Regions from separate parts of the Mus musculus genome. Here region 1 is linked to region 2. A link is a loop called in an ENCODE intact Hi-C map of the cell type or tissue named here. Cell type or tissue: gastrocnemius. All regions are shown on one strand. Links, peaks and the distances in the headings refer to the core of each region. The heading gives the core; the rest is flanking DNA. Region 1 overlaps Swap70 (SWA-70 protein). Region 2 has its middle 34 kb from the start of Swap70.

What was found. Hi-C counts contacts between places; a loop is a spot of excess contacts. Peaks named below come from ENCODE experiments on the same cell type or tissue, not always from the same donor. Only the 100,000 strongest peaks of a DNase experiment are listed, where the experiment ranks them.
Region 1: a loop joins it to region 2, with 2.0 times the contacts of the local background. A loop is called at or near these places in 2 of 42 quality-filtered maps.

What each region holds. Positions count from the first base shown.
Region 1 is chr7:110,236,577-110,252,695 of GRCm38, forward strand. Swap70 (SWA-70 protein) reads left to right here. Exons shown (of 12, transcript NM_009302.3): 2 at 6,808-6,948. Among named protein-coding and RNA genes, the nearest start is that of Swap70, 23 kb to the left of the region's middle. In gastrocnemius, for the core only: no CTCF peak of the experiment used is centred there; DNase peaks (open chromatin) are centred at 8,796 and 10,174; H3K27ac peaks cover 2,664 bases.
Region 2 is chr7:110,179,672-110,195,790 of GRCm38, forward strand. No RefSeq gene overlaps it. Among named protein-coding and RNA genes, the nearest start is that of Swap70, 34 kb to the right of the region's middle. In gastrocnemius, for the core only: no CTCF peak of the experiment used is centred there; no DNase peak of the experiment used is centred there; H3K27ac peaks cover 1,342 bases.

The sequences.
Region 1 (16,119 bases), core at 4,216-12,215, 57 kb after region 2:
TATGAGTTTAAGGTCTGCACAGCAAGACCCAGACTCAAATTCAAACTCAAACCAAACCAAATCAGAAAGAGTGGACTTTAAAATGATCGTCACTATTAAAATATTAAGAGTTGCTGGGTAGTGGTGGCGCATGCCTTTAATCCCAGCACCAAAAAAACAAAAAAAAAAAAAAGAGTTTTACTATTAAGAACTCATTCGGCTGTTATTGAAAGCATTGTAGATATTGGTCAGCATGTACTGTGGGTATGTAGTGAGGGTGAGATACTGGCACTGTTCTCAGAATGTCTGTCTGATCTTGTGTGAGAAAAGCTTATGAAACTGTGTAGTGCAAGAGTTATAGATGGCTTGGGCTACCCAGCTTGAGAAGAGACTTTGGGCATTTAGGAAGAGCTAGTTCTCAGGTAGAAATGGAGGTGAGTGGACCTCACTCAGGAAAGGGGAGCTGCAGGGTTTGCCTGAGATCTAGTGAGTGAACTTGCTTGGCTGGGTTTGTAGTGTTTGTGCAAGGTCACAGGAAAAGCTAAGGCTGGAAAGCTAAAGTGAGTTGGCTTGTGGGAAGACTATGTGTGGATCTCGGGTATTTCACTGGCTTCTAAATCTGTTAGCTGTTGGTGACCTTCAGACAATATGAGTAGCACCTGAACATTTATCTGGTAAAATGGTAAAAGCATCTAGGATGGTGATTGATTGTACTTGAACTGAAGTGAGCTTTTGTGTGTGTGTGTGTGTGTGTGTGTGTGTGTGTGTGTGTGTGTGTTGAGGCTAATAGAATGAAGATAATTTGAAAGAATCAGGTAAGACACAGCAGGGATAAGCAGGGCAGAAAGGGAACATGACTCCATGTGGAAAGGGGGCAGAACTTTTAGTAGACAATGCCTTTAGGGCAGGGCATAGTTGAGGTAGGAAGTTGGTCATTTTGACTCTTTGTTAGGAGGAATTTCTGGTAACTTGCCATTAGCTTGAAACTTTATAAATCAGACAGGAATTTTCATGGTTTAAAAAAGATCACTCATTATGAATTACAGTTCTATAATTGTGCCAACTCAGACAAGTGTTTGGAATAGAGATCCCCACCCCTTTTTCTCAGTGCTGAATCTTGCCCATTACGCACATCCTGTAAAGGGAAGCTGTGTGTGACTCCGGGTAATTTCAAAGAACCCTTTAGAATCTCTACATCTTTGGGAGGGAGGAGGGTAAACTTTGAGTAGTTCGTTCTCTCTCTCTCTCTCTCTCTCTCTCTCTCTCTGTGTGTGTGTGTTAGCTGGGAAAATGCTTAAAAGGATAGCTGCAAGCCCTGCACAGCAGCCACTCACACACGGAATCAGTGCCTCAGAGCAGAGGCTCTCTATACAGGGCCAGCAGCAGGGCTTAGAGAGATGAGTTTCTGGCATGGATGTGGATATTTTCTTGTGTAACAATGATTTATTCTTCCTACTAGGGGACTGGGAGCAAAGTTGCTTAGCAATGGTGTGGGTGCTAAAAGAATGGGCTTTGGAGGAGCAAGCATTTGAAGTGGGATAAATTCAGCTTTTCCAAGCAACTTGTAAAGACTCTAATAGGAACAGCTCATGGCAATCCTTTTACAAATTAGGGACTTGTAGTCTTTTTTGCTTCTGATTGCTTTTGTTTGATCTGTTTTTGTGCTTTTCCTTGTGGAGAAAGGGCTAATGCCTCTGGGCGTGGTTTCCTCACAGGCCTGTGCTGGTAGGAGGAGGTTTCCACACAGGGAATGGTTCTGGGCTTGCAGGAGTTCTTCACCACAGGGTTAGTCCCAGTCATCTTGCTGGGTCACTACCCACCCCTGCAGCCTAGGCACAGCATGCACACATGTCTTTGGAGTTACCATTTCATAGGCAAGGCAGTCTGCCAGCAGAGAGGAGGAGGCATACCAAGGAAAGAATCCAGAGTGAGCAGTTTGGGTTCTAATCCCAGTTCCTGACATGCAAGATTGATTTGGGGCACATCTTCTAATCTTCATATTCAACATCTTCATCTGTAAAAGTAGCTACTTTCCTTGCAGTATCTAAAGTGGATGGTGTGAATCTACTCTAAAAGGCCCAATCCCCCCCCACCCCCCAATTTTTTTTTTTTAACCAAGACAGGGTTTCTCTGTGTATCCCTGGCTGTCTTGGAACTCATTCTGTAGACCAGGCTGCCTGGAACTCACAGAGATACACCTGTCTCTGCCTTCTGAGTTCTGTGATTAAAGGTGAGTGTCACCACTGGGTTAATTTTCCAATCTTTTTACCAGCTTGTATTTTGGACATCAGAATTTTTCCTTTTTTTTTTTTTAAATAAAGCGTGTATGTGTGTGTGCATGTGCATGTGCGTGTGTGTCTGTGGATGCGAAGGCCAAAGGAGAACCTCAGGCATCGTTGTCAGGAATATTGTTTACCTCTTTTGAGGCAGGGTCCCTCATTGTCCTAGCGCTCACAGATTAGGCCCGACTAGCAGGCTAACTGGCCTGAGGGATTTCTGCCTGTCTGCCCCCCAGTGCTGAGGTTACAAGTGGCATCATGACACTTGCATGGGGCTGGCTATGGAGCTCAGGTCTTGAGAAGCAAGCCAGTTTATTGACAGAGGAACTTCCTAAGCCTGAATTTTGATTTCTTTATACTTTTTTAAATCAAAGAAGGAGATGTTGTCTAGGTCTTTAAAAAATTGTTGATGAAAGTTTTAGAGATAATATCCCTTTAGAAAGTTTTTCATTTACTTTGTATTGTTTTGTTGTTAATCTTTCTGAATACTGTGTTTTCTCAGCCTTATTATATAATTAAAAAAAAAGAAACAATAACAAAGCTGACCCATTGATCTAAATTATAGCTTTTTTTTTTTTTTTTTTGTAGAATTAACTCATGAAATGAGTTTGGGTTAACAATCATTGTGGTTTTTTTCTTCCAAAGTTTAGACTGAGCCCATCTCCTCATTTTATATTGTGGGTCCTGAGACCCGGGTCTCCTCCACAGCACTGTTACTATAGCGTGAGTGAGTATGGAAAGGTTGTTAAGAAAACTCCCATGGGGGGGACTGGTGAGATGGCTCAGTGGTTAAGAGCACTGACTGCTCTTCCGGAGGTCATGAGTTCAAATCCCAGCAACCACATGGTGGCTCACAACCATCCTTAATGAGAAACAAACAAAAAAACCCAAACCTATGGGCCAGAGTGAGTGGGGCCAGAGAAAGTGGGGCTGGAGTGAGCGGGAGGGGAGAAAAAGGAAAAAAAGAAAGAAAGAAAACCCCCCATGGTACTGGGAGGTAAACACAGCCATCCTTGCTGTTCAGCTGTTCAAAGAGAACTCTAGACGTTCTCACCAATCTTCAGGGTCGTTGGGCCAAACCATGCATCTCCACATACAAACAGCCCTTTTTTCTTTTTCTTTTTCTTTCCTCTTTTTTTTTTTTTTTTGAAAGTAGGGCAGACAGATTTATTAGGGAAAATAGGAACTCCTGAGTGTGGGAGGGGTTCTATGGGAGAAACATCCAGGAACAGCATTCTTTTCAGAGAACTGAAAAATTGAGTTTATTACTAGACAGTGCTAGACAAGAGATTATGAAACCCGAGTTCTGGTCTCAGTTCTGTGTGTTAGCGTTAGTCGAGAAAACTCCAAACTCTTTGAGCTAGTACTTTCTTTCTATTTATAAGATGAGAAGGATGGTGTTCAGGGCCTAAGGCAGGACTTTCAGTGGAGAATCTGTGAAACTCAGATGCAGGGAATAGAGCAGGCATGCGTTTTCTGAGGGCTTCGCTTAATTTTTTAAAATTTAATCTTAGTTTTAAAAATATTTAAGAAAAAATTATTAGGTTTATTCATTTTATTTTGTGTGTGAATGACTTACCTACATACACGTCTGTGTAGCATATGTGTGCTTGGTGCCAAAGGAGGCCAGAGAGGGCATCAGATCCCTTGGAACTGGAGTTAGAGATGATTGTGAACCACCGAGTGGGTGTTGGGAATCTAACCCAGGTCTGCAAGAGCAGTGAGTACTCTTAACTTCTGAGCTGCTTCTCCAAGTGCAGAGCTTTGCTTTAATCAGCTATTTTCACATCGTATTTTATGTTTTCTATTTACCTTGTCACCTTTATTTATCCTTTTTTTTTTGAGAAGGTGGGGGTCTCAAGTCTCAGATATCCCAGGCTGGCTTTGAACTCAGAAGTTGGCTGTGGATGACGTGAACTGATTGTCCTGTCTCCACATCTAAGTGCTGGGATTATAAGCATGTGCCACTGTGCATAGTGTATGCCATGATGGGCATCAAACAGAGGGCCTTGTGCATGTCAGCAAAGTATTCCGCCAACTGAGCTGTATCCCAGATCCCCCACCCACGTATCCTAAGGTGTGTGTGTGTGTGTGGTTTGTGTACACATGGCTGCATATGTTTTGGTGGCTCAGAATTAATGCTAGGTATCTTCCTTAACTGCTCTGTACTCTGAATCCAGAACCAATTCCAGCTAGTCTATCCTGACGCTCCCCTCCTAACCTTCCTCCAGAGCACTGGGATTACAAGCCGCTGCCGTCCCTGCTGTCCACGGGGCAGGTATTACAAGCTCATGTGCCCACAGTTGCCTTAGATCCTGGGTGTTAGGATTTGCTCATGTGTGAACAGCAAGCTCTCTGAGCCATCTCGCAGGCCATGACCTTTTTTCTTTCCTTTTTCCTTTTCCTTTTCCTTTTCCTTTTCCTTTTCTTTTTCTTTTTCTTTTTCTTTTTCTTTTTCTTTTTCTTTTTCTTTTTCTTTTTCTTTTTCTTTTTTCTTTTCTTTCCTTTTCCTTTTTCCTTTTTCCTTTCCTTTCTTTCCTTTTCTCTTCTTTTCTTTTCTTTTCTTTTCTTTTCTTTTCTTTTCTTTTCTTTTCTTTTCTTTTCTTTTCTTTTCTTCTTAAGCAAAATGAGAGGTGCAGAGTAGGGTGTAGTTCAGAGGTAGAGTGCTTGCTTAGCCATGTGTCAAGCCCTGGCTTCAAATCCAAGAACAGGAGACAATAACCTAGACAACAAAAGCAAAGAACTTTTTTTTTTTTTTTTTTTTTTTTTTTTAAGGAGCTGCTATGAGTCCTGTTTTCTATCCCTGGCCTTCCACCAACCTAGTCCTTTCCCTCACTGTTAATAGTTTCCTGTGTATTCCTTTGGAATTCCTTATTTTTTTCTCTCTTTTCATTTATCTTGTGACACTTGAATATTATATACCCTTAAAAAAACGTAGTTTATCGTGGAGTTATTTTCTTGTCAGTACACAGTGAGCTTCATCATGATTTTGACATTTTATAGACATACCATAATTTAACCACTGGTTGGGGATTTTTACTTGGTAAAGTCCCGAGTGATTTTTATGTTTGGATGGTCTTTGAACCTGATATAGGAATTTTTCTTTGTCATTTTAAGCATTTTATGGTCTTGAAATCAATCCTTACAAATCTCTTTGGGATAGATAGAAGAAATAATATATTTAGGATTTTGCTGACTGTGGTGTGCAAGGCTTCATGACATCTCTACTGTGTTCCTCTCAGAGGCTCCACTGGTGTATAATAATACAGGGTCTGAGGAACACAGCCGCTCAGCCTGCTTGGTAGGGCTGGTAAACGTCTGCACTGCTGCACCCGCGACGATTAGTAATTGACTTCCTTAAAATTGATAGAGCGTGCACAAAGGATCTCCACACAGATGAAGCTTTGAGAAACAAAACCAGTATAGAAAGGAGATATGCAAATGTTCTTTTTATAGATTAAAACTTTTAATCTTAAAAAGACCTAACTGAAATAGGTGTATGCAGAAGTTGACTTCCTTAATGAAATTGAAGGTGCTTATGTAGATGAATGTGGCGCCCTCCGTCCCCACCAGGGTTTCTCTGTATAGCCCTGGCTGACCTTGAACTCAGATCCACCTGCCTCTGGGACTAAAGGACTAGAGTTCGCAGCTATGTCCAGCGAATGTGGCAAAGAGTAGTTAGTTAGCACAGCCTTAACCTTACTTGATCTGTTCAGTATTCAAACGAAATGGAAGTTGCTCTAGTTTCCATGTAACTTAAAGCTTGAGACAGGTGAGTTTGCTGAGTCTCTCATGAGTGCTTAAGTGTGCACTTAGGTTACTGTGCCACAGCAGTAGTCCTGTGTGTGTGCTCTGGCATAACAGGTCTCCTCCCTTCCGCTCTGGTCCCCCGACCCCTTTTGCTGAGGATGTAGCCCAGGGCCTCCGCACACGAGGCAGGCACTCTGCCACTGAGGTGCATCTCTAGCTAGCCGTCTTTTTCTTCTGTGTCTGTGAATATTTATCCTTTTTGGTTTTGAGACTAGGGATATGCCAGTCTGGCCTGAAACTCGTTGCCCCGTTTGACTCCAGACTCACAGTCTTCTGCTGGAGCTTCCCAAAGGCTATGTTAATATGGTTCTTTCTAATACATGGGAAATGTTGAGTCCAGGGCAGCTGTGTCTTGTCTAGGTCAGATACCTTCTCCAAAACGCTTTACAGCATTTGTTAGTTTCTGTAAACAAATTCTCATGGCCAAGCAGGTTGACGAGGGGAAGAGTTTAATTTTAAATGCATTCTATTGTGCCTGCTCCCCTTTCCTCCATAATGTGGACTACTTAATAAGAACCGTCAAGAAGTATTTGTTCTCAGACCTTCATGGGGTCTGACTCATGGTGAGCAGGTGAAACAGATCTTGGAAAAAGGAATGAAAAGACTTGAGCCATACCCCATGTTTGGTAGATTCTTCTCATTTTTTACTTAGAGCAGGGGCAGCTTGTTGTTCACGTGGGTAAGGTGTTACGTGGTGGTAAGCGGGTGTCTTTACAGTGTTGTTTTTCCCTCCTCTTAGGTCCTTTCCCATAACCTGTGCACGGTGCTGAAGGTTCCACATGACCCGGTTGCCCTTGAGGAGCACTTTAGGGATGACGATGAGGGGCCTGTCTCCAATCAGGGCTACATGCCATATTTAAACAAGTTCATTTTGGAAAAGGTATGCTGCTAACCCTTTTACCCACAGCTTTTTTTTTTTTTTTTTTTGGTTTTGTGCATCAAGTGGGGCCAGGGCAGCCCTTGTTGGTGTGTTGGTGAGCACATTAAGAAGCCAGGTATGAAGCCAGACACGGTGGTGTATGACTTTAGTGCCAGAACTCTGGGAGGCGGAGAGAGGTAGGTAGATCTCTGGATTTCAGAACAGCCAGGGCAACACAGGGAAACCCTATCTTGAAAAACAAAAACAAACAAACAAACAAACAAGAAGCTGGGCGCTGAGGCCTCAGGAGATAGGGAGAGAGGAGGCTGAGGCTTCTGCTCTGCCTTCTCTTTCTGTCTGATTCCTCCAGCTTGGTTCCTTTTTTTGAAATTAAAAATGTGCCTGTGTTACTCTGTGTCTGTCTTCTCTCAGGATGCTTTACCTATCCTAGAAAGTAGGGTTCCTCAGTGTGGACAGTGGTTGTTAGAGAGTGAGTGTGCTGGAGTCAAACAGGATAGTAAAGGGATAATTATTGTTACTGGGTCGATATCACCCAGCAAACTGCATGGTGGACTTATCCTAAGGTGAGCACTAGCTCCTGTCCTGTTACTGTGTGCAAATGCCTGACAAGAAGCAACTTAAGGGGGGAGATACTTTGGCTCCTGGTTTATTGTGGTATGGTTCATCATGACTTACAGCTTAGCAGTAGGAGGGGCTCGCAGCTGTGGCAGCAGAGGTGTATGAAGCTGCTCGCTTGCATCTGTGCAGACCAGGAAGCAGATTAGAGGGAAGGATGACTGCTAGAGCTCAGCTCATTTTCTCTCTTTTCCCCTTTTTGCTAAGCCTAATTCTAAAGCCAGTGGAATGGTGCCACCCGCATCTGGATGGGCTATTTCTTCTAAGTTAATCCTCTCTGGGAGTGGTGTAACAGACACACCCTAAAGCAGTGGTTTTTCAACCCTTGGGTCTTGATCCCTTTGAGGTCCCATAACAGGTATCCTGTATCTTAAATATTTACATCACGGTTCATAAGAGTAGCAAAATTACAGTTATAAAGTAGCAACAAGAGAATTTCATGGTGTGTGTGTGTGTGGGTCACTGTAGTGTGTGGAACTAACTGTATTAAAGGGATGCAGCATCAGGTTGAGGTTGCATACCCTAAGGTACGTTTGAACCAACCCTCTATACCTTATGGGTTTTTTTGTTTTTTGTTTTTTTGAGACAAAGTCCCTCTACATTGCCCTGTCTGTCCTAGAACTTGCTACATAGACCAGGCTGGTCCAAGACTCACAGTGACCTGCCTCTGCCTCTTAGAGTGCTGGCATTAAGGGTATGCATGACCATGCCCAAGCATAATCTTAAAAATTATAGCTAGCACCTGGGAGTAGCTGTAAATGTCTATAATTCTCTCATTTGTGAGGTAAATATATGAGGATTAGGAATTCAAGGGCACCCTCAGCTAACAGAGTAATTTCAAGGCCAGCCTGGGCTACATAAGACCCTATTTCTAAAATAAAAATAAACAGAACTTGTAGGCAGTAAGGAGAATTATTTGTGTTATTAATGTTATGAGACATACCACGGAATTCTCAGAAGTCTGGAAATTGCTTTGTTTTCCAGCACCAGGATTAGCGTGGGCTGAGTCAGTGGCCGGGGCATGGTCTGCCGGCCTCATATTCTGGAATTCTGTGCTCTGATACAGGACTGTGTCCCCTTGCTGGAGTATATTTTTAGATTTGCGTTTTAAGACACTCTCATAGTCTGATACTTCGAAGTCCTAGAACTGGGGAGGAAACATTCCCCAGCAGACAACAGAATTGGAGCAGAGCCTTGTCACGCGGCCAGTGAGGCTGTGATAGGACAGTGTGCCTGGCCACCTGGAGCGGAAGCTGACCCCATCCAAGGAAAGCCGCAGGGTTTCCATGTAGTAGGCTCAGATCAGCAAAGATCAGCATCTTGTCTTGAAGTTTGTGTTGGGGAGGAAAAAACCCAGTAGTGTGAGGAGTGGTAAGAGGAGCAGGATTGCTGTTCCTTATGCATGGGAGTAGGAGCTGTTCCGGTTCATACAGCTTGGCGGATCCCATGGTGAGCCTGACTAAGTAGCTTAGTCAATAAAGGGCAAATAGATTAGATCAACTTTTAAAGTTACGTTTTTATGTGTTTATTGTCTGTATGAAGAGGAAGAGGGTACGTGTGCTTGTGGAGGTTAGAGGTCAACGTGTAGACGTGCTCTTCTTCCACTGTGGGCTCTGGTGATTGAGCTCAGTTTTCGGGCTTGGTGGCAAGCACCTTTATTCACCGAGCCCGTTTGCTGGCCTGTAAGCAGAATTTGAACTTAAACCATTTAACTTCTCCCAGTTTTTTTTTTTAAACTGTCTTCTTAAAGACTAAATCCTCTTTTTCAGAACTATTATTATTACTACTCTTATTATTATTTTCTACATAAGGGATGTGATGGTTGAAAGTAGGGTTGGAGTTACTTTGAAACCTAATAATCTCAGACCATCTCGGCTCCCACCCAGTTGTCTCAGGTGCTTTAAGATCTCTTTAGTGTTTCTTTGTGTCCACTGGTTGCTTTCCCTACACCGGCTGCTGTTGCCTGGGAGTTTTACTCTGGGTAGTCTGGGCCCTGAAATGCATTACATTGAAACCTGCTTTCTGAAAAGTAGCTTTCGTATTTGGCATCTGGATTTACTGCCATATACACATTCCTGATGTTAGTCACACTGACAGAATTTACTTTCAGTTTTTCTGAGACTTCAGATGGTTAGCCAGTCCATTGTTATTTACCAAATATTTTGCCTGGGTATTAATTTTGTAGATTTTTTTTTGTTGTTGTTGTTAGTTTTAAAGGCCTTCTTTTTCCTTCCTCTTTCCTTCTCACCCTCCTCCTCTTTTTGAAAACATTATACTTGGATTACTTGATGGTAAATAATTGAAGACGTTGGTCAGTTATTATTATTTTTTCTGAGACAAGATTTCTCTGTGTAGCCCTGGAATTTGCTGTGTAGACCAGGTTGGCCTACAATTCACAGAGATCTGCCTGCCTCTGCCTCCTGAGTGCTGGGATTAAAGGCGTGCCCCCGCTGCCTGGCTCGGATATTACTTTTTAAAAACTATGTCTCATTAGTTACACAGAGTTCTGCCTTAGCATGTTTTGAGACAGTCTCGTTCTCCCATGAGATCCATGGCTCATTAGGCTTGCTGGCCCTCACTGTTGCCAACTCTTCTCCTTGAGTATTAAAGGCTCATCTGGGCTGTCCGACTAAAACCAGTAAACCAGTGGCCAGCCACGTGCCAAGTTCACGTTGGGGATGTCCGTGCTTTCCAGCAGAATCTGCTTTGGTTTGTTGTCAACTGTGCTTTGGGAGCAAAGAGAGAGAGAGACCACAGCGTCTCAGCTCAGTGGTGTTTCCTCTGGGCCTCACAGCTCCCTTCTGCTCTTCTGGCCTCACATTTCTGCAGTTTTCCTTTTTTTATGTTTTCTTGCCATGATTGTTGCTCATGTGGTAGTTACAGTACCTACATAAAACCTGTTCTTTTTCAAAGTTGCTAAAAACTTTTCAAAAGAATTATTTATTTTATGTGCATGAGCATTCTGCCTGCACGCACGCTTGTGCACCACATTCGTGCAGTGCCAGAGGACGCCAGAAGCAGCTCCACCAAACCTGGAGTCACAGATGGGAGGGGACTGGGGTCTCCTCGAGGAGTAGCAAGGGCTCTTAACCAGAGAGTCATCTTGAACCCCATAAACATCTGTTCCTTGGTCTCTTCTGTTAATGGCTAAACTCATCTCTCTAGCGTTCTCATCTGTCCTTAGCCCAGACTGGTCCATGTTCTTTCCCACTGCATCTACCTATGTTGTTCTAAAGTAAGTAGGTTAAAAAAAAGAAACCTTAAAGTTTTAAAATTTTATTTTATATGTATGGGTGTTTTTCCTGTATGTCTGTATGCATACTGTATGTGTCCCTGCAGAGCTGAAGAGGGTCAGATCTTCTGGAACTGGAGTTATAGGTGATTGTGAACCACCAAGTGGGTGCTGGCAGTCAAATCTAGGCCCTCTGGGAGAGCAGCCAGCGCTCTTAACTGCTAAGCTGTTTCTCCAGCCTGAAAATTAAGTAGTTTTAATTTACCACAATGGCTAAATTGCTTTTCATCGTATTTATAAATCCCTTCTTTTTGGAGGGAGAGGAGATGGTTTGAAACAATTTATGTAGCCCAGTCTGATCTCAGATTTACTCAGTTGTTCAGGATGACCCTGCACTCCCATTGTCCTATGTGCACCTCTCTAGGGACTCATAGGCTCTCACCTCTATCTGTGCCTTGCTGAGACTGTGCACTTTTGAGGGAATAAGGCCTTTCATGCTGAGAGCCACCATGACTTTATACTCCTAAATACCATGGTCAGTAAATGCAATAGCAATGTGGTTTAAAGAAATGATGTGTTTAAAAATAGCAGGGTTGTTGGCAGAAAATTCACATTCCATGCAATTTGCCTATTTAACCTTGCATTTTGGTGGTTTTTAGTATGGCTGGTTTTGTATAACCATCACCATAACCAATTTTAGAATGTTTTGGGTACTCCCTTCCAAAACGAAAATCTCACTCAAGTAGCATTCATAGTATCTTCCCCCACAGCTCTAGGCAAGCACTAGTCTGTCCATTGTGAATGGAACGATCCCGTGTCCAGCTTTTGTATCCGACATCTGTCACCTTGCAGGTTTCTCTTGTTTCCTTTTTTTTTTTTTTTTTTTTTTTTTGGTTTTTCGAGACAGGGTTTCTCTGTGTAGCCCTGGCTGTCCTGGAACTCACTCTGTAGACCAGGCTGGCCTCGAACTCAGAAATCCTCATGCCTTTGCCTCTCAAGTGCTGGGATTAAAGGTGTGTGCCACCACTGCCTTAACATTTTTTAAAAAAAAGATTTATTTTAGTTTTATTGGGGTGTGTGTGTGTGTGTGTGTGTGTGCGCGCGCACCCACCTGTATTTATACATGCATGTACTTTAGTCCAGCAGAGGGCATCAGATTAACCCTGGCTTTGGTGTTACCAATTATGAGCCACCTGACATGGGACTGGGAGCTAAATTTGGGTTCCTAGCAAGAAGTAAGAGCAACAAGCATTCTTTTTAAAAAAAAATCCCTTCCTTCAGTTCCACTCTTCCCATTCTTTCATGGACGTACGGTGTTTTGTTCACACCTTCATCAGTTGGTGGACATTTGAGCTGTGCTTCAGTGTGACTGTTTTGGCCTTTTCTCTGTTCCTCTTCATTGCCAAGACTCTTCCTGCTTCCCCCTTGGTCAGGCCTTCACTTTAGAAAGAGCCTGTCTTGTTCATCCTCTGGTCACTTCCTTAGGTAGTGCCCCACCCTTTCAGAGTGAGCTGGAATTCTCTCAGCATTCTGTGCTTCTCTGTTAAGGCAGTAGTGATAGGGATCTGGTTCAGCCTCTGGAATGTGCGTTCTGTGCCCGCATGGTCAGTTCACTGCTGTCTAGTTTGAGTAAAGTGACTGATACCTGGTGAATGCTTACCACTTAAAAAAAAGCTCTGTAGCCAAGTAGCCCAGGCAGGCCTAGTTTGACCTTGAATTCATGGCGGTCCTCCTGCATCAGTCCTCCAAGTGCTGTGCTGGTATTATAGGCATAAAACATCATACTTGGCTCCTTTACAAATAGTTAAGCAAATGAGCAAATGAACCCTGCATATTAGACACTGGGGATTCAGATGCGAATACAATATGGCCTTATATTGGAAAGGATTTGTGGTTTGTTTGTTGCTATGAACCAGAGCAGCCTGTGGGTTGTGACCCACTTGGGGTCACATATCAGATATCCTGCATATGAGATGTTTACATTACAATTTATAACAGCAAAGTTACAGTTATAAAGTAGCAACAAAACAATTATATGGTTGGGGGTCACCACAACATGAGGAACTGTATTGAAGGGTCACAGCATTAGGTAGGGTGAGGACCACTGGGCTAGAATAACAAAGAGCTTGGATTCAGGGAGGAATTTGAAGGTAGAAATGTGTGTGGCCACAGTAAGAGCCTCCCCTTGTCCGTCTGCATTTTCCTGGCTCCACACCTTTGCTCTGGTTTTATGTTTCATAAAACGATTATTTCTTTTCCATTATGGTATAATTCTCACCATATAAAACCTATTCTTTTTGTTTTCTGACATGCTGGACATCATCACAGCCCAAACTGATCCTCTTTTATGAGTGTGTTCTGTGTATGTGTGAAGGACTGCATTGGCTGTGGGTTCTTGTCCTCCACTTCTTGAGTAAGGCTCTTTTTGTTCTTTATTCACTGCTTATGCTAGGCTAACTACCTTGTGAGTGCCTTTGCCTCCTATCTCTCTGATATAGGGGTGCTGTGATTACAGACACAGGACCACACCTAGCTTTATGTTAATTTCAGGGGATTCGAACTCTGGTTCTCTGCTTGTGTGACACACTGCCCACTGAATCACTGAACTACCGCCCCACTGCCTACTCCCTACCTTTGTTGCTTTTTTTAAACAAAATTTTGCTGTTTAGCCCAGATCTTGTTATAATAGACCAAGCTGTCCTTGAACTCGAAGAAATTTGCCTGCCTCTGTTTTACAAGTATTCTGATAAAACACTTCATGTGCTATGATACCCAGTTTTTTGTTTTTTTCCCGAGACAGGGTTTCTCTGTATAGCCCTGGCTGTCCTGGAACTCACTTTGTAGACCAGGCTGGCCTCGAACTCAGAAATCCGCCTGCCTCTGCCTCCCAAGTGCTGGGATTAAAGGCGTGCACCACCATGCCTGGCTGTTTTTGTTTTTTTGAGATACTATTTTTCCATGTAGCTCTGGTTGGCCTCTGTATATTTGCTGTGCAGTTCATGTTGGCCTGCATAGCAAATATACAGGTGTGTGTGTGTGTGTGTGTGTGTGTATGTTTGTGATGGTAAAGACACTTGCCACCAAGTCTGACAACCTGAGCTCAATTTCTGGGACTTACATTATAGAAATAATAGACTATACACACACACACACACACACACACACACAGCAGTCCGCTTGTTTTAGCCTGTAAATGCTGAGATTACAGGTCTGCACCACCATGCTTAGCTCACATTTACTATCTTAAAGTGTACAACTTAGTAATTGTATAGTTACAGTAGTTGTTGGGACATTCACTATCCCATCATCCCTCAGAGAAAGCCTGTTCTTGTTTATATCACTCTCAGTTCTCACTTTTCCCAGTCCCCAGGAAACTAGCAACTTACTTTCTGCTTCATGGGTTTGCCTATTCTGAATATTCTTCTTCTTGGCTGTTGTTTAACAGTGCTACAATGGATGTAGGGGTACAGTATGTCTTCAAGGTCCTGTTTTCAGTTCTTTTGGATATTTACCCAGTAATGATATTGCTGGATCATGTGGTAGTTTCCTTTTTAATTTTTGAGGAACATCTGTACTGCTTTTCTCAGTAGCTGTGCCATTTTTCAGTTTTAGCAACAGTACACAAAGAGGGACGTACAGAAACTGAGCCCTGTGTGTCCTGGTGCTCGGTCTCTCTAAATCCTCATTTCACTGATTTGCTTTTGATGGTGGCCATCTGACAGGTGTGAGCTCATAGCTCATTGTGTTTGATTTGCATTTCCCTGTGATAAGTGATTTTGAACATCTTTTCAAAGGCTTATTGGCCATTTGTAGACATTCTCTGGATATACATATATCCAGAGAATGTGTGTGTGTGTATATATATATATATGTGTGTGTTAACACACACACACACACACACACACACACACACACACACACACACACACATATATACACACACACACACACACACATGTATATGTATACATACACACACACACACACACACACACACACACACACACACATGCTTGTCTAGTCAAGCCTTTTGCTCATTTAAATTTTTTCCTTTGGCCATTGTTAAGTGGGTAGTGTTGTCAGTGAGTTGGAGGAATCTGTTGTTTTCTAATAATCACTTATAAATGCATGTTTTCTTGGAGAAGTTGTATAAGTGTAGTTTTAAGTCTTTAATTCACTTTGATATAATTCATTCTTTTCTTATTTCCGTGTCTCTCTCTCTCTCTCTCTCTCTCTCTCTCTCTCTCTCTCCCCCTCCCTCACTCCCTCCCTTTTTAGGCAGGACCTCATGTAGTCCAGGTTGGCCTCTGACCTACAGTGTAGCTACAGATGTTCTTGAGCTTTCGATTCCCCTGCTTTCACCACCCACCCAGTGCTGGGATAGCAGCTGTCACCACCGTGCCCAGCTATGGTGTTAAGGATAGAACTCAGGGACTTGTGTGTGTTAGGTAAGCACTCTGCCCACTGAGCTAGCTCCAAACATTTTGAGTTACTTTTTGTACAGTGTTAGGTGAAGAACATTCTCCTGCATGTTACTATCTAGTCTCTGAAATGCTCTATTAAGGAGACTGTCCTTTCGCTGTGTGTTCTTGGCCCTTTATTGAAGACACTGAGTATGTGCTTGAACAGATCACTGATTCTGTTCTGTTTCCATGCTGTTTCTACATCCTCATTATATGTTTTAGTTATTTTAGCTTTGTGCCACATTTTAGGAAATGTGAGGCCTCCAGCTTTGTTTTTCTTTTCCCTTTGTAAGATTGTTTTTTGACTATTTAGGATCCCTTGAGATTCCATATGAATGTTAGGATTTTTTTTTTCCCTGTGTCTAGTTCTGCAAAAAACCATATTGACATTTTGGTAGGAATTTCATAGAATCTGTAGATTACTCTAGACATTATGAACATCTCAGGTCTTCTAATTCATGAACGTAATGAGATACTTTGCTACCTCTTTATATCTTTTTTTTTCAGCAGTATTGTATATTAAGGTTTTTATTGCGAGTCTTTCCTCTTCTTGAAGTAAGATAAGATATATAGTATATAAGATTCGGTCATCCACTTAGGGACTTCCAGTCTGTGTGCTTTTTACTTATTTTTCTTGCCTCATTGCTTTGGCCAGTCCTTCTAGTACTATGTCAAGAAGTAACAAGGTGGATGCCCCTGCCTTACTCGTCTTCTCTGAGGGAAGGCTTTCAGTGTCTCACACTGGGTATGAAGTTACTGTTACTATTTTTCCTGACAAGGTTTCACTCTGCAGCCCACGCTGGCCTCACACTCATCATTTTTCTTCTTCTTAAGCTTCCCAGGTGCTGGGATTACAGGTGT
Region 2 (16,119 bases), core at 3,915-11,914:
TCAGGCTGTCCCCAGCAGGTGTTGATCCGGGTTGACCTGGACTTTTGGTCTTCACCTGGCACTAAACGCTCTCCCTGACAGCATTCCATTTCTGCTCCCATTCACAGCTCGGTATCCACTTGCTGTGTTTCTATGTCTTCATTTCTCTTCTAAGTAAAGCGTGCAGCAGAGCTTGGTGGCTCACTCCTAGAATCCCAGCATTTGGGAGGTTGAGGCTGGAAAATCTCTGAGTTCTAGGTCAGCCTAGGTAGACTAAGACACTGTGTCAAACACCAACAAAGGCATGCCCCTGCAAATCGAGGGTTGGAAGTTCAAGGCTAGCCTGGGCTGCTGAGTGACTCTCACGACAAGTTGGTATATAAAACAAGCCCCTAGGGCAGTGGTTCTCTACCCCTTTAGGGTCGCCTAGAACCATCGAAAACCACAAATATTTATATCACAGTTCATAACAGTAGCAAAATTACAGTTATGAAGTAGCAACAGGAAATAATTTATGGTTGGGGGGGTCACCATGACATGAGGAATCGTGTTAAAGGGTCAAAGCAGTAGGAAGGTTGAGAACCATTGCCTTAGGATCTAGTAGTAAGTGCCTATCCCTTAATGATGAGGAGACAGAGGCAGGAGGGCTAGAGTTGGGAGTCAGACTAAATAGTGTCCTTTGGTCTCTCCTTAAAAGAAGTTTGTGGACAAAAACTCTTATTGTTTAAAACAAAACAAAACAAAACAAAACAAAACAAAACAAAACAAAACACCGGGCAGTGGTGGCACATGCTTTTAATCCCAGCACTTGGGAGGCAGAGATAGGCAGATTTCTGAGTTCGAGGCCAGCCTGGTCTCGTGAGTGCCAGGACAGCCAGGGCTACACAGAGAAATCATGTCTCAAAAAACCAAAATCAAACAAACAAAACAAACCTCTTGTCTTGTCTTTCTTTCTTTCTTTCTTTCTTTCTTTCTTTCTTTCTTCCTTCCTTTTTCTTCTTCCTTCCTTCCTTCCTTCCTTCCTTTCTCTCTCTCTCTCTCTCTTTCTTTCTTTCTTCCTTTCTTTTTTTAAGTTTTATTTTTAGCTTCATGCATGTCTGTGCACAAGAGTGGGTCAGACTTCCTGGAGCTGGAGTTCCAGGCACTCATGAGTCACCTGATGTGTGCATGCTGGGAACTGATGCAGGTCCCCTGGGAGCACAAGTGCTCCTAACAGCTAGGCCTTCTTCTTAGCTCCACACCCCTTCCTCTTATTTTTTATTTTTATTTTTTATGTGTTTGAGTGTTTTGCTTGTGTGTATTAAGTGTACCACAAGCTTGTAGTGCCTTGGAGGGCAGAAGAGGGCAGAGGGCCTTGGTGTGGGTGTAGGGAACTGACCCCCAGTTCTCTGACAAGCAGCCAGTACTCTTAACTGCTGAGCCATCTCTCTGGCCTCCCTACTTTTTTTTTTTTTTTTTTCCTTCTGTGTAGCCCTGGCTGTCCTGGAACTCACTCTGTAGAACAGGCTGGCCTCAAACTTAGAGATGCACCACCCTCTGCCTCCCTAGTCCCTAGCTTAAAGGAGTATGCCAACACTGCCTGGCATTTTTTGTTTTTAAACATAGTTTAATACATCCAGATCTAACCTTGAGCTCCCTATGACCTTGAACATCCACCGGAACTACAAGGTACCACACCACCACGGCCCCCCTCCACCCCAGTTTTAAATATGACAAGAACAGCTAGTGACAAGAGCTATGCAGCAGTTAGTGGAATGCATAAGGAAGAGTCAGGTGTAGTGACTCAGAGATGGAGGCAGGACTTCAAGGCTAGCCTTGGCTACCTGAGACCTAAGTCCAAAACGAAATAAAGAACCCCCACCCCTAATAATTAAAATATGATGTACGTGGGGAATTGAGGTTCATGCTGACAACAGCAGAGAGAGCTAGATAGTGAGGGTGAGGTCTGAGCATGCGCACCAACAGATGCCCTTGAGCGGAGAAGGGAGGGGTAAGATGGTCGTGTGGACACCTGGGGAAGAACTTCCAGACAAAAACTTCAAGGGTAAAGCAAACCTGTCTGGTTTTCATACGGGGAGATCTGGGAAAGGAGTTCAGTAAGGCCAGTCGGCCTGGAGCTAGAGGGGGAGGGGAAAGGGCTAGGCGGTAAACCAGGGAAAGTGAGGGCCAGCTCTGGCTTCAGCCTGGGGTGAAAAGAACGGGAAGATTCTGAGCAGAGGTTAGTTGTTGTTATTTGTCTGTTTGGTTTTGTTGTTTGTTTGTTTTGAGAACGTTTCTCGCAATCCACACTGGCCTAGAACTCTACATCACCAAGGCTGAGATTGACCTCCAAATCTTCCTGTCTCTACCCACACGTGCTATGACAGGCATGAGCCTATTATGTTTACGAACTAAAATAGCTGGAGCCCCCTAGCTCTGTAGAGCAGGAGGAATCCCACTAGCCTGAGGATAAAAAGGTCTCTATGGTTCTTTAAGGCTAGGAGGGGAAAATGCTTTTTTTCTCCCAAATATTGCTCTTTTTACCGTTTCTTCTAAATTCACCCCCACAATCCCCCACAATACCTGGCTCTTCACACTTCTCCACGCTTTTACTGACTGACTGTTTCTCTTATGTGGTTTCTCTTATCTGAATTTGCCCCACCGTTCTGTCTTCTGCTTCTTAACTCACCTGAGTCCCCAGTTGCCTTAGTCTCTTTCCAAAGGGAAAGTATACGTTGTGAGGAATGTGGAAGGCTTGCCTCAGACGCTGCGCTGCTGTGGGTCTGTACCTCCTTCCTTTTGCTGGAACTTGGGAGCCACACATTTTAATTTGCTTTTGTGGTGCTGAGGATTGAACTCCAGCCTTGAAAAGCTGAGTAAGGGTTGTTGTGCCACTGAGCCAGCTGAGTTAAAACTTTAAATTAAGGTGCTGGAGAGAGGGCTCAGCAGTTAGGAGTGCATTCTGCTCTTGTAGACGACCCAGGATGGATATGGTGGCTCTCAACCCTCTGTGACTCCAGTTCCAGAGATCCTATGTCCTCCTCTGATTGCTGCAGGCACCAGGGACACATGGTGCATAGCCATACATGTGGGCAGAACACTCACACATACAAAACTGAATAAGTATACCTAAAAAAATGTTGCCAGTGGTAGAGCACACCTTTAATTCCAGCACACAAGAGGTAGAGGCATGTGGATCCTCTGTGAGTAAGTGGCCAGTCTGATCTACAAAGTGAGTTCCAGGACAGCCAGGGCTACACAGAGAAACCCTGCCTTTAAAAAGCTACCAACCAACCAAATATAAAAATAAATTTTATTAATTTAATTAATCAATTCTCGAGTATGTGTGTGTATGTGTGTGTCCACGCGCCCTATGCATGTGTATTCATTCTTCAAGGCTTGTATGTGAAGGTGGGTACTAGGGATTAAATTTGGGTTGTCAAGTTTGGTGACATTTCACCAGCCCAAGATTGTTTTTATATCTATTTATTTGTATGTGTGTGTGTCTGCTTGGAGTGCCTGTGTGTGTGACTGTGCACTCTTGTGTGCTCAAGGTGGCAGGAGGAGGCCCTGGAGCCCTTGGGGATGGAGTTACAGTTGTTTTGGCCTCATAATATGTAGCAACTACCCTTTACCCTGAGCCACCTCCCTAGCCCTAGAATTAAAATTTTATATATACACATATAATTACATATTATATGTATTTGGTCAGGCATAGTGGCTTATGTCTTTAATCCCTGCACTTGGGAGGCAGAGTCAGGAGGAGCTCTGTGAGTTCCAGGACAGCCTGGTCAATAAATGAGTTTCTAGCTATCCAGGACTGTATAGTGAGGTCCTATATTTAATTAAAAATAGCATTATTATTAGTTTATTGATAATTTCATACATGCATGCAATGTATTTTTATCATATTTACTCCCCCACTACTCTCCTAATTCTTTCCAGACCCACCCTCCATTCCACTCAAATTAAATGATTTTGATACTTTGTGTGTATGCGTGTGGTATTTGTGTATGTACTTGTTCATATGTACATGTGTGTTGTGTGTGAAGACCAGAGATTAATGCCAGCTATCTTCCTCTGTGGCTATCTGCCTTAAAATATTTTTTACATTAATTAATTTGTATGTGTGTATCTGTGTGCCACAGCACAAATATAAAAGTCAGAGGACAACCCGTAAGAGTCATTTTCTGCTGCTTTGTGGGTTCTCAGGATACAGTGATCAACTTTGGAGGCAGCTCCCTGATCTGCTGAGCCATCTTACCTGCCCACCACTTTACAAAAACTCCTTTTGGCTAGGTGGTTATGGCATATACCTTTAATCCCAACACTTAGGAGGCAGAAATCTACAGAGTAAATTTCTGCGAGGGCTACTCTGTCTTGAAAAACAAACAAACAAATTTAAATTACCTTTTGTGCTGAGTATAAATGTAGGTAAACTATCTTGTATATTTGAGTGGAGATCAGAGGACAACTTTTTTTTTTTTTTTTTTTTTTTTTTTTTTTTTGCTGTTGTTGTTGTTTTTGAGACAGGGTTTCTCTGTAGCCCTGGCTGTCCTGGAACTCACTTTGTAGACCAGGCTGGTCTCGAACTCAGAAATCTGCCTGCCTCTGCCTCCCAAGTGCTAGGATTAAAGGGGTGCGCCACCACCGTCTGGGGTGAGGGACTCACTTGTTTCTGCTTGAGTGTACTCCAGGAGAGGTGGTCCACACTCTTCTGCCTGATTCTCCTGTCTCTGCTTCCTTTTCTCTCTGAGTGCTGGGATTACGGATACACACCACCACATCCAGCCTTTTACACGAAGACTTGGCCTCAGGTGGTCAGGCTTTCCGGGCAAGCACCTTTACCTGCTGAGCCATCTTCCTAAGCCCTCCACCTTCTTTTTGAGAGAAGGCCTCTTATCACCCTGTTCAGCAAGACTAGTCGGCCACCAAGCCCTAGGGATCCTCTTTTTTCTAACACTTTGTTTATAAACATGTGTTTTGTCGCCATTTTCATGGGTGCTAGGGATCCAACCTCAGACCTTCATGCTTGCAGGTAAGCCCTTTACCCACTGAGTAGTCATCCCAGGCCAGCTTTTCATTGACTGCTAGAACCCAGCGCCAGCAGTTTTCACTGGAGAACCTGTTCACTGTGTTCAGTCTGGAGTATCTTCCTGGTAAGCTGAGTTTCATTCAGCTAGGCTGTTTTTCTACTTCAAGGATTTCTAACGGGTTCTTCCTCATCTTGTTTCATTTCTGCTTATTTTTGCTTAATAATTTCATTTTGAAATGGAAAGTGTACATTCATTTCTGAATGTCTGTAACATCAGTCAATTTAAAGCTTTTCATACACTTTTACAAACTTCCCAAGGAAACTTGAGAAAATTTCTGATCTGATGTGAAGGTCAAATCTTTCTCACTGCTAAGGACCTATCTGTGTTGTCAGATTTTGGTCCACGTTGTTTGGGGGCCCTCTGGCCTTAACCTGGAGTCTTGGCTCCACATCACGGATATGCCAGATCGTGGATCGAGTCATGGGAGCAGCAGACAGCTCAACTATTCTGTTGAATCTCACCTCTTTAGTGCTGAGAGAGCCACAGTCTACAGCCTGGTGGCCATTTATCCCCATATTTAAAAATACTTATTATTATTTTATTTCATTAATTTTTTACTTGTTTTTAAACAGATGCGTGTGTGTGTGTGTGTGTGTGTGTGTGTACATGTAAGTGTAAGTGCATGTGGAATACAGAAAAGAACATCAGATCCATGGAACTGGAGTTATATATAGGCCAGGAGCTGCAAGCACCCTGATGTGGGTGCTGGGAATGGAACTCCAGACCTCTTAAGGAGTTGTACATACTCTTGACATCAAGCCGCCTATCCAGCCCCCTCCCATTTCTTTATTCATGTGTATGTATGTATGTGTGGGTGGGTACTTGAGGAAGCCATAAGGGGGTGCTGGATCCCCTGCAGCTGGAGTTACAGGCAGTTGTGAGTCTACTGATGTGGGTGCTAGATTCTCTTGCTCTGGAAGAGCAGGAAGCACTCTTTACCACACAACCATCTCATCTCTCTAGCCTGTCTATCGATCTCTCTTTCTCAAGATGGTTTCATGTAGAGTAGGCTGGCCTTATACGATGCTGTCAGTGCAGAGCTGACCTTGAAATTCTGATCCCCGTCTTCACCTTCCATGTGCTCTCACTAGTGACCACACTCCATCCTTAGAGACCTGAAGCTTGAGACTTCAGCTCTACCAACCCCCCTAGGCTTCTATCTATTTCTGGTTCCCGGGGATTTGTCACAATTGGTAATGTCTTTTTTAAAACAGTCTTTGTATTTTAAATGTCATGGCTAGGTGTCTATGCAAGGGTTTTTTTTAGAGTCCTAAGCTTACTTCCTTGTACTGAGGTCAACCCCTCACACCTGGCTTCTTTCCTCCACCTACGGTTGAAACCACCACAGGCCGGGTCCCTGATCACCTGCTGCCAATCCAAGGGTCCCAACTGGTCTTCCTCCTCACCTTACTTGACTCGTCCTTGGCTTTTGACACATCTGACTTCCCTGCTATTATTTTTAATTTTTCTTAATTTATTGACTTTTTGCTTCTTTTGAATAGGGTTTCATGTTGCCTAGGCTAGCCCTGACCTCACTCTAGCTGAGGAGGACTTTCCACCTCTGACACTATGCCCTTCATCCCTCCAGTTCTGAGATTATGGTGTATTCTACCGTGCCTAGCTATTTCAATTTTTTTTTTTTTCGAGACAGGGTTTCTCTGTGTAGCCCTGGCTGTCCTGGAACTCATCCTGTAGACCAGGCTGGCCTCGAACTCAGAAATCTGCCTGCCTCTGCCTCTCAAGGGCTGGGATTAAAGGCGTGCGCCACCACTGCCCAGCGCTATTTCAATTTTTATTTATGTGTTTTATGGTATGGAAGAGCTCCACCACTGAGCTACACCCCATCCACCACTCTGTCTGCTTTGTCACTTAGCCGAATCTCATCCCCTTGTCCTGCTGAAACCCCAAGGTGCAGCTCAAAGCTCGTGAAGGAGCTGGGTCTCGGGGTTTGCTCTTACATTTTCTCTGCCCCTTGGCCACGCTCTTGTCAAAGAGAAAACTGCATGTCTAGACTGTACGTTTCTTTCACTACACCTTCAACTTAGGAATAGTAGTTTTGTTCTGTTTTCTGAGACAGGCTTTCTTTGTGTAGTCCTGGCTGTCCTAAAACTAACTCTATAGACCAGGTTGTCCTCAAACAGAGACCCACCTGCCTCTGCGTCTGGAATCTTTCTGTTCCCCAGCATAAATAAGCATTTATTTTTTTAAAAAGCTTTTACATTTTATTTATGTATTTATTTATCGTGCTCTGCTATGTGGATCAGTAGGTTTGGCAGCAGCAGGTACCTTTATCTGCTGAGCTACCTTGGCAGCATCATATAATTTTTTAGCAATCATTTTGAAATGCTACCTTAGCACATATAAAATTCCTGTATGTATTTGAATTTCTTCTAGACTCTATTTTATGACTGTTTTTTAATTGTGTGCATGCCCACCCATGCACTGTGGATAAAGTTTTATTTCCCTGCTCATTCTGTATCCGCATTTCACGTTCTAATCAGTGTAGACTCTGATTAGTGTCTTCTGTTTGGTGGGCCCTGTTCCTCATCTCTGATTTTCTTTGTCAGAAATCCTCTTGACTAGTTCTTTCTTCTTGTTTTTATTTTTTTCCTCCTCAAGACAGGGTTTCTCTGTGTAGCCCTGGCTGTTCTGGCACTCACTCTGTAGACCAGGCTGACTTCAAACTCAGAGAACTGTCTACCTCTGCCTCCCAAGTGCTGGGATTAAGCATGTGTCACCATTGCTTGGCAACTATTTTTAAATAAAGACCTTATGGTATAGATTTTAAGCATAAAAAAAAAAAAGGAAGAAGGAAAAAAGAAAGAAATAAGAAAGAGGCACTCAAGAAAGATGATAAATATCCAGGTGTGGTCTCGGCTTCTTAAAGCTGTAGACATCTTCATGGTGGCTGTATTGTGACCTGTGGCCGCAATAACTTACATCAAGATTTAAAAGGTTAAGAATTTCTTTTGATAAACAAAGTTGTGAGGCAGGTGCCATTTAGATTTAGGAATGAGAAAAAAAGATAAAAACTCAGTTTCTAGATCCTTTTGGGCCTAAGTAATCACAGCTTATTAATTCTCTTTGACCTCTCTATTATAGGTGTCTCTAGGAAGTTGTAGGCCTTTGTCAGTGGTGTTGAAATATCCAGACTCTGCCAGAGGAAAGAAACCAGTTCCCTAGATGAAGGGCCTCTTCGCCTCCCTGACTTTTCCTTGATTTTCTTCCTGTCTGGTCTCAGGTGGAGTTTCTTCAATGAGAGTTCAGTACATTTTCCAGAAAGGGATGGATAGTTTTGTTTTTGTTTTGTTTTCGAGACAGGGTTTCACTGGCTCTGACAGCATCGTATAAGGCCACACTCCATCCTTAGAGACCTGAACAAACAAAAACAAAAAAGAAAGGGATGGATGTAGTGAAAAGAATCAGCCCAGAGGCCTGCTGCCCAAGAGTTGAGAGCCAAGACTAGTCAAGAAGACTGACTTCAGGCACTGCCACTCATGGGGTTGGGGGAGATGGCTTACCTGGAAATGTGTAGGTACAAGGACCTCATGTGGGATCCCTCAGCAAAGCACATAAAAGGATGGGTGGTGGCAGAGAGAGAGAGAGAGATCCCTAGAACTCGTTGGCCGACCAGCCTAGCTGAACTGGTGAAGTCCAGGCTCAGTGAAGACCCCCACTCATTAAATAAGGGGGAGTGGTTTAAGAAAGAACACTAACCTTCCCACACATGAACACATATGTACACCTGTGTGTGTTTGTGCTCCCCGCAAAGGAACACAGGTGCAACACACACACACGATCATTCAAATATAAATGATGTTATTTTGTTTTATAAGTCTTGGTGTACTTAGCAATTTTTCCTTTTTTCCAATTAATTAATTAATTGATTTTTTTGAGACAGGTTTTTATGTACTCCAGGCTGCCCTAGGACTGGCTAAGACCTGAACTCTGGGATTTCCTTCAAATCAATTCCTTTATGTGGTATTTTTTTGTTTTAATTTTTTCATATTTATTCATTTTATGCATATGAGTGTTCACATGCATGTATGTCTGTGCACTATCTATGTGCCTGGTACCTGTGGAGGTCCGAAGAGGGCATTGGTTTCCTGGAGCTGGAGTTATAGACAGTTGTGAGCTGCTTTGTGGGAGCTGGGAATCAAACCTAGGTCTTCTACAAGTACAAGTGCTCGTAAGCACTGAGCCATCTTTCCAGCCCCTCACCTCAGCACCTTTTTCCTCTTATGTAGAGTCATATCGTTCATGTGTCATCTTCCTGTGATACCGGGGACATTGGGTTCCTTCTTGGAGTTCTTAATCTCGTTATCCTTAGTAAAATATTTAAGGACTAACTCAAAGAGAACCTCAAAGAGGTTAAAGAAAACCTCTGGGCCGGGCAGCTGTACATACCGGCAGCTGAGTTAAGCTGCCATGGAGGTCAGACCCATGTCACACAAGCAGCCGCATGGTGGGAGGGGAGCTTCAGAGAAAGACAACAAGTGTCTCAAGTGTCACAGAAACTCTGCCTAGAAAAGGGACAGGAAGACAAAAAGGAAAGGCTATGCTGTTTCAGAAAGCATAACTGCGGGTCTGTAACTACTGTGCTAAGTAAGGAATGGGGATTCTGGGGAAGAAAAGGGAGGAGTGAGGATTCTGGGAAAGAAAAGAGAAGAGTGGGAATTCTGGGAAAGAAAAGGTTAGCAGTGAGGATTCTGGGAAAGAAAAGAGAAGAGTGGGAATTCTGGGAAAGAAAAGGTTAGCAGTGAGGGTTCTGGGAAAGAAAAGAGAAGAGTGGGAATTCTGGGAAAGAAAAGGTTAGCAGTGAGAGTTCTGAGATGGAAGAGAGTGTTATCTCCTGGGTGGGCTAATTATTCCTCCCATTCTTTAAGGTGGTTTAAGGTGAGCCTGCCTTTATGAGTGAGGCGTGGCTCCTTGGCCAGGAGCTTGACCTGACTAAACTGATGGCAGTTCAGGTAAGTCTCCATACAGAGGGAGATACCATTCTCTTGGTTAGGAAGCCATAGCCTTTTCTTAACCGACAGCAACTCCAGCCCCAGAACTTGGCCCTCCTCTACAGAGCCATGTAGTTCTGCGTCTTGTGTCCCTACATCAACTCAAGCAGCTGAAGAGCCAGTTCTATACCAAGTCATCTTTTGGATGTTCCCACTACTTCTAACTCAGCCCTTAGAAAAGAGAAGGTGCTTAATAAATGATTATGAAGTAACTCAACGAATCTAAAATTCAAAGCCTTTCCCTAGAGTACTGTTAATCGGAAGGCCAAAGTCTCAGAAAGCGTGGTTGAACTTTAATGTTTCCTAGGAGAGCTAGATAAAAGGTCGCTCTGGCTCCCCCACCCTCCCGTCCGGTGGTGGGTGGGGTAAATTAACAATTCAAGATGCTGTCCGCTTGGTACCAGAGTAGGCTATAGCCCTTTACAGCCTGAAAAGACTTTCTGGTTGTTTGTTTATTTGCTCTTTGGGTTATTTCCCTCTTCCTGCCCCTGTAAGGCACAGCCTGAATGACATAATTTCCTTCATTACTCACAGGCAGCACAGGCCTGTGGCTTCCCCTCCTGTTAGAGATCAACTTTCCAGAAAGTTTTGAGCTAAAGGGAATCAGATCTGTCTTCATGAAACTCTTCAAGCCTTGGGTTTCTGCTGTTTTGTTTTTTAAGAAAGGACCTTGCTGTGTAGCTCAGGTTGATCTCAAATGTACAATCCTCTTGCCTTAGCCTTCCCAGTGCCTGGGATAAGAGGTGTGTGTCACCATGTCTGGCTCAGCCTTGTTTCTGTTGTCCCTAGTCTCTAACTGAACATCATGAAGGCTGCAATAACTGGAATCACTGGCCTTTAAGAATTAAGTTCTCTGATGATAATAAAAAGCTCAGATCTTTTTTTTTTTTTTCAGATCATTTTAAAATAGTCCCCCTGAAGCCCCTATCCCAAAGTGGGCCTGGGACAGACGACTTTTGGTTAATTTTGCTTTATGGAAACTTTTTTTTTTTTTTGCTTATTCTTTTCAGGTGTTAAATAGAAAGGCTATGGGTGGGTGGCTCTGTGGTAATGCTCTTGCCCAGTCTTAGCAAGTTATATTATAGGTCTGGGATTCCAGGTCTGAAAAAAAAGAGAGAGGGGGCAGGGAGGGAGGAAGGCAAGTCATGTGATTAGATTTATAATATGCTAATCTACTAGGTTTCAAGTTACCTTTCCTTTTATGCATGGGCATGTGGGTCAGTGCTTTCTAACGTGTGTGTGTGTGTGTGTGTGTGTGTGTGTGTGTGTGAGAGAGAGAGAGAGAGAGAGAGAGAGAGGGAGAGAGAGAGAGAGGGAGGGAGGACAGGCTCTTATACCTTGACCTGAATGCAGAGTCTGCGGATAATCCCAGGTGTTGGTTCCATTTTGTTTGAGACAGTGTCTCTTGTTGGCTGTTGTAGCCACCAAACCAGCTCGCCCACCAGATCTTGTGATTCTGTCTCTGACACCCATCTTCTGGTGGGGGCATGCTGGCTTATGCTCTGTCTTTTATTTTTAAATTTATTTTTAACATTTTTTTTTTTTTTCTGAGACAAGGTTTCTCTATGTAGCCCTGGCTGTCGTGGAACTTACTCTATAGTCCAGGCTAGCTTCATGGTTTGTTTGTTTGTTTGTTTGTTTGTTTGTTTGAGATAGGGTCTTGCTATGTAGCCCTGGCTGGCCTGGAACTCATTATGTAGTCCAAGTTGGATTTGAACTAAGAGAGATCTGCCTGCCTCTGTCTCTGGAGAGCTGAGACTAAAGGCATAGGCCACCATGCCTGACTTTATTTTATTTTATTTCATTTATTTATGTTTTTGTTTTTTGAGACAGGGTTTCTCTGTATAGCCCTGGCTGTCCTGGAACTCACTTTGTAGACCAGGCTGGCCTCGAACTCAGAAATCCGCCTGCCTCTGCCTCCCGAGTGCTGGGGCCACCATGCCCGGCTCATTTTATTTTTAAATTGAAATATAATTACATTGTTTCCCCTTGACTTTCTTCCCTCCATTCTTTCCTTTACCCTCTCAAACTCATGATCTCTTTTTCTTTAATTATTATTATAATATGCATATGCACAAATACATAAATATAATCTGTTGAGTCTGTTAGTATCGCTTATATTTATATAGCTTTTTTAAAATGTATGTTTTGTTTTGTTGTGTTTAAAATAGAATCTCACCGTGTAGCTTCTGTGGGCTTGGGCCTCACTATGTAGATCAGGATAGCCTTAAAATCAGATGTCTTCCTGACTGTGCCTCCCAAGTTCTGGCATTAAGGTATATGCCACCATGATTGGCTTTAAATAATACTTTAAAAAATTGTATCATCTTTCTATTTCATTTCCTTACCTATGTATGTACATATGTAAGTATGTATGTGAACATGGGAATACCACAGTACATGTGTAGACGTCAGAGGACAGTCTGTGAGAAATCAATTCTCACTCTCTACCATGTGGATCCCAGGAACTGAAGTCAGGTTGTCAGGTTTGGCGGCAAGTGCCTTTACCTGATAAGCCATCTTCCTTACCCCCTTTTTGTTTTGTTTTGTTTTGTTTTTGGTGTGTGTGTGTGTGTTTGTGTGTGTGTGTTTGAAATGGGGTTCCTTTGTAGCCTTGGCTATTCTAGAACTCCATCTGTATATCTGCTGGCCTCAAACTCAAAGAGATCTGTCTGCCTCTGCCTTCAAGTGCTGGGATTAAAGGTGAGAGCTGCCATTAACTGGCTTTTTCTCTCTATCTTCTCTTCTCATCCTTCTTTCCTTCCTTCCTTCCTTCCTTCCTTCCTTCCTTCCTTCCTTCCTTCCTCTTTCTTTCAAGTGGAGGAAAGTTCCATGATTCCTGGTCTCCTGAGAAAGGACACAAGCATCTAATTAAACTGCAGAGTATACAGAAGCAATGCTTCAGCTCTTGTACAACAGAGACGGGGGAGGGGAACGAGAGTGATCCAAACCCTTGTGAGCAGGCCCTGGGCCACCAGAGGAAAATCTGAGCTGGGCAGTGCAGCGGCTCAGGTCTGACTCTTGGCAGCTCTGGGTCTTGTTTTAAAGGTATTTCCTGTTCCCTGCCATCTCAGCCTCATTCCACACTCATTTCTGGAAGGTTCTGCCCAGCTAGCATTTCCCCGGGGTGCTCCATCTCATTACTGGCTTCTTGGAGCCCTTGCAATCTCTCTGAGTGATGCATCCTACTGGAAGACACAGGGGCTCTGCACCACAGTCTTCAGATGAGCCCTGGCTTGTGGAGGATCAGACGTGGGTTCTAATCCTAGCTCTTCCTTCTGTGAACAGAATACTTCAAGCTGAATTTGAAAATTGAGTGAAAGTTTCATTTCTGTCATTGTAAATGGGAATAATTAATTGATTGTATTGTGTATCTGTGAGGATTTCTCTGATGTTGAAAATCCCAAAGATAAATATTGTGTGTGTGTGTGTGTGTTTATTTCGAGACAGGGCTTCTCTGTGTAGCCCTGGCTGTCCTGGAACTCACTCTGTAGACCAGGCTGGCCTTGAACTCAGAAATCTGCCTACCTCTACCTCCCAAGTGCTGGGACTAAAGGCATGCGCCACCACTGCCCAGTCTGAAAATCTCAAATGAATGATTAATATGCAGAATGATGAAATCCTATGGACCAACAATTACAAAAGGTTATGTAAGGCTGGCGAGATGCCTCAGCAGGACAAAGCTGCTTGTCAGGCAAGTTTACTGACCTGAGCTCCTGTCCCAGAACCCAGGTAAAAAAGCCAGATGCAGTGGCATAGATCGATAATCCCAGAATTCCTATGGCAAGATGACCAGAGAATTAGCTGGAAGCTACAGGCCAACCATCCTGGAACCCTGTTCTTCAGCAAAAACAGCAAGAGACCCGGACTCCACAAGGTGGAAGGCAAGAACTGCCTGCTGGGGGCTGGAGAGATGGTGGCTCAGTTCACAGCACCGCCTGCTCTTCCAGAGCAGCTGGGTTCAATTCATAGCACCCATATGGCCCTTCAGTCTCCAATTCCGTAATTCTAGTCTTTGGGGATCTTCTGGCCTCTAAGGTCACCAAGCTTAGACACACATGCAGACAAACATCCAAAGACTTAAAAAAGAAAGAAAGGAAGAAAGAAAGAAAGGAAGGAAGGAAGGAAGGAAGGAAGGAAGAAAGAAGGAAAGAAAGAGAAAGAAAAGAAAGAAAGAAAAAGGAAAAAAAAGGACTACGGACGTTGTCTTCTGATAGTCATATACACATGCTCACAAAATGAGGAATTTGTATGTGTGTGTGTATAAACATATATACATAGTTATGTAAAAGGGATAGAAAGCTGAGTGCTGAAGAGGGAGATGAAGAAGAGACAGCCATGCTCTTTGAGTTAGGGCCTGCGTGGCAGGACTCGGAGGAACAGGTTGAGTTTCAGAGAAATAGTGATATCCAGAGCATCAGAGAGAGAGAGCATTCTGTGGCATTATTATTATAATTTGCTATGTTATGGAAAGATAAAGTTATTTTTCCACTATTTTCTACACATGTCGGGTAGAGACTTGAGAGTGTTCTAACATACTGCATTTTTTGACTCAGAGAAGGTGTGTTCTCGAAACGCTGCATTTGCTTGTGAGCATTGTGTGCATATGCTCAAAAACATTGACACTTCCTCAGTAAATGCAACATGTCCTTTTTGTATATCTGTTTGTGAAAGACTTTGGGTAGCTACATAGATGGTGGTGACCCACCTGTGTTTTCATATCCACCTTGTCTACAGACTTGGGTGTCTTTCGCAGTGTTTCATATGAGTGCCAGATACTTACCAGCTTTAGAGATATGCATTATGTTTAGTTTCAGACCCCAGAATTAGGGACTGAGGTATATCTTATATACCAAAGCAGAGCTAGCCTCCAGCTTCTCCCAGCTTCCTTCAGTCCCTACCCACCATACCCTGCCCCCAAGGGTGAACTCTCCAGCCCAGGGCTGGGCTGCCCTTCCCCCAGAGACTCTTCCCTATATAATCCAGACATTTTGCTCTCTCCTCTTCCCCTTCTTCTCCTTTTCTCTCTCTGCTTGTGCACCCTTTCTCTCTTTCTCTTCCCCCTCCCCAGCCTCTCCCCATGGTGACTTCCCTGTCCTCTTTCCTTGGGGCCAGAGAACTCGCCCAAGAGCAGCTTTCTAATAAATCTTCATTTGATATGGTCTAGTCTGACTTGAATTGGCTCATTTCACCATCGGAGAAATAACTTATCACATTAGGTATTTTATTTAAAAAATATTTTATTGAGATAGGGTCTTATTATGTAGCCCTGGCTGTCCTAGAACTCCCTATGTAGGCTGGCTTTGAACTCACAGAAATCTACCTGCCTCTCTAGTGTTGGGATTAAAGGCATTTGTCACTATGCCTGGCCTGCATTTCAAGTTTTGATCTATTTCTATATGAACATAATTTGCTTGTAATTGAATTACCTGTGTAATTGTTGTTAATAGATCCAGGTGTTTATGTTGGCAAAAGTTACTATTGCCGACCTTTTGTTTGCTTGCTTGTTTTTTTCTAGTCAGGGTTTCTTTGTGTCGTCTTGGCTGTTCTGGAACTAGCTCTGTAGACCAGGGTGATCTTGAACTCACTGAGATTTGCCAACCTTTACCTCCCAAATGTTGGGATTTAAGGCATGTGCCACCACTGCTGGGGTATTATTGCCTATCTTAATGTGTAAAATGACCCATGCAGTGGTCTGTTCTTTATGTTTTTCAAATAAATCTCCATTTGAACATGTAAAGGTGGGCATCTGTTATTCCAGTACTTGGGAGGCAGAGGCAGGAGGATTGCCATTATCTCAAGGCTAGCAGGATCTATATAAGTGAGTTTCAAGTTAGCCCGGGGTACATAGGTCTACATAGAGAACGCTCTCTGCCTGTTCTCTGCCAGCAGAGCAATGGACTGAGACTCAAGAAGGGAAACTCAGTTTAGCATGACATAACCAGTGTTGGGTCAAGATTCTTGGAGCAGTTTGTTTGGACAGAGATTCTCTGTGTAACAGCCCTAGGTGTCCTGGAATTCACTCCGTAGATCAGGCTGGCAGACTGGCCTTGTAC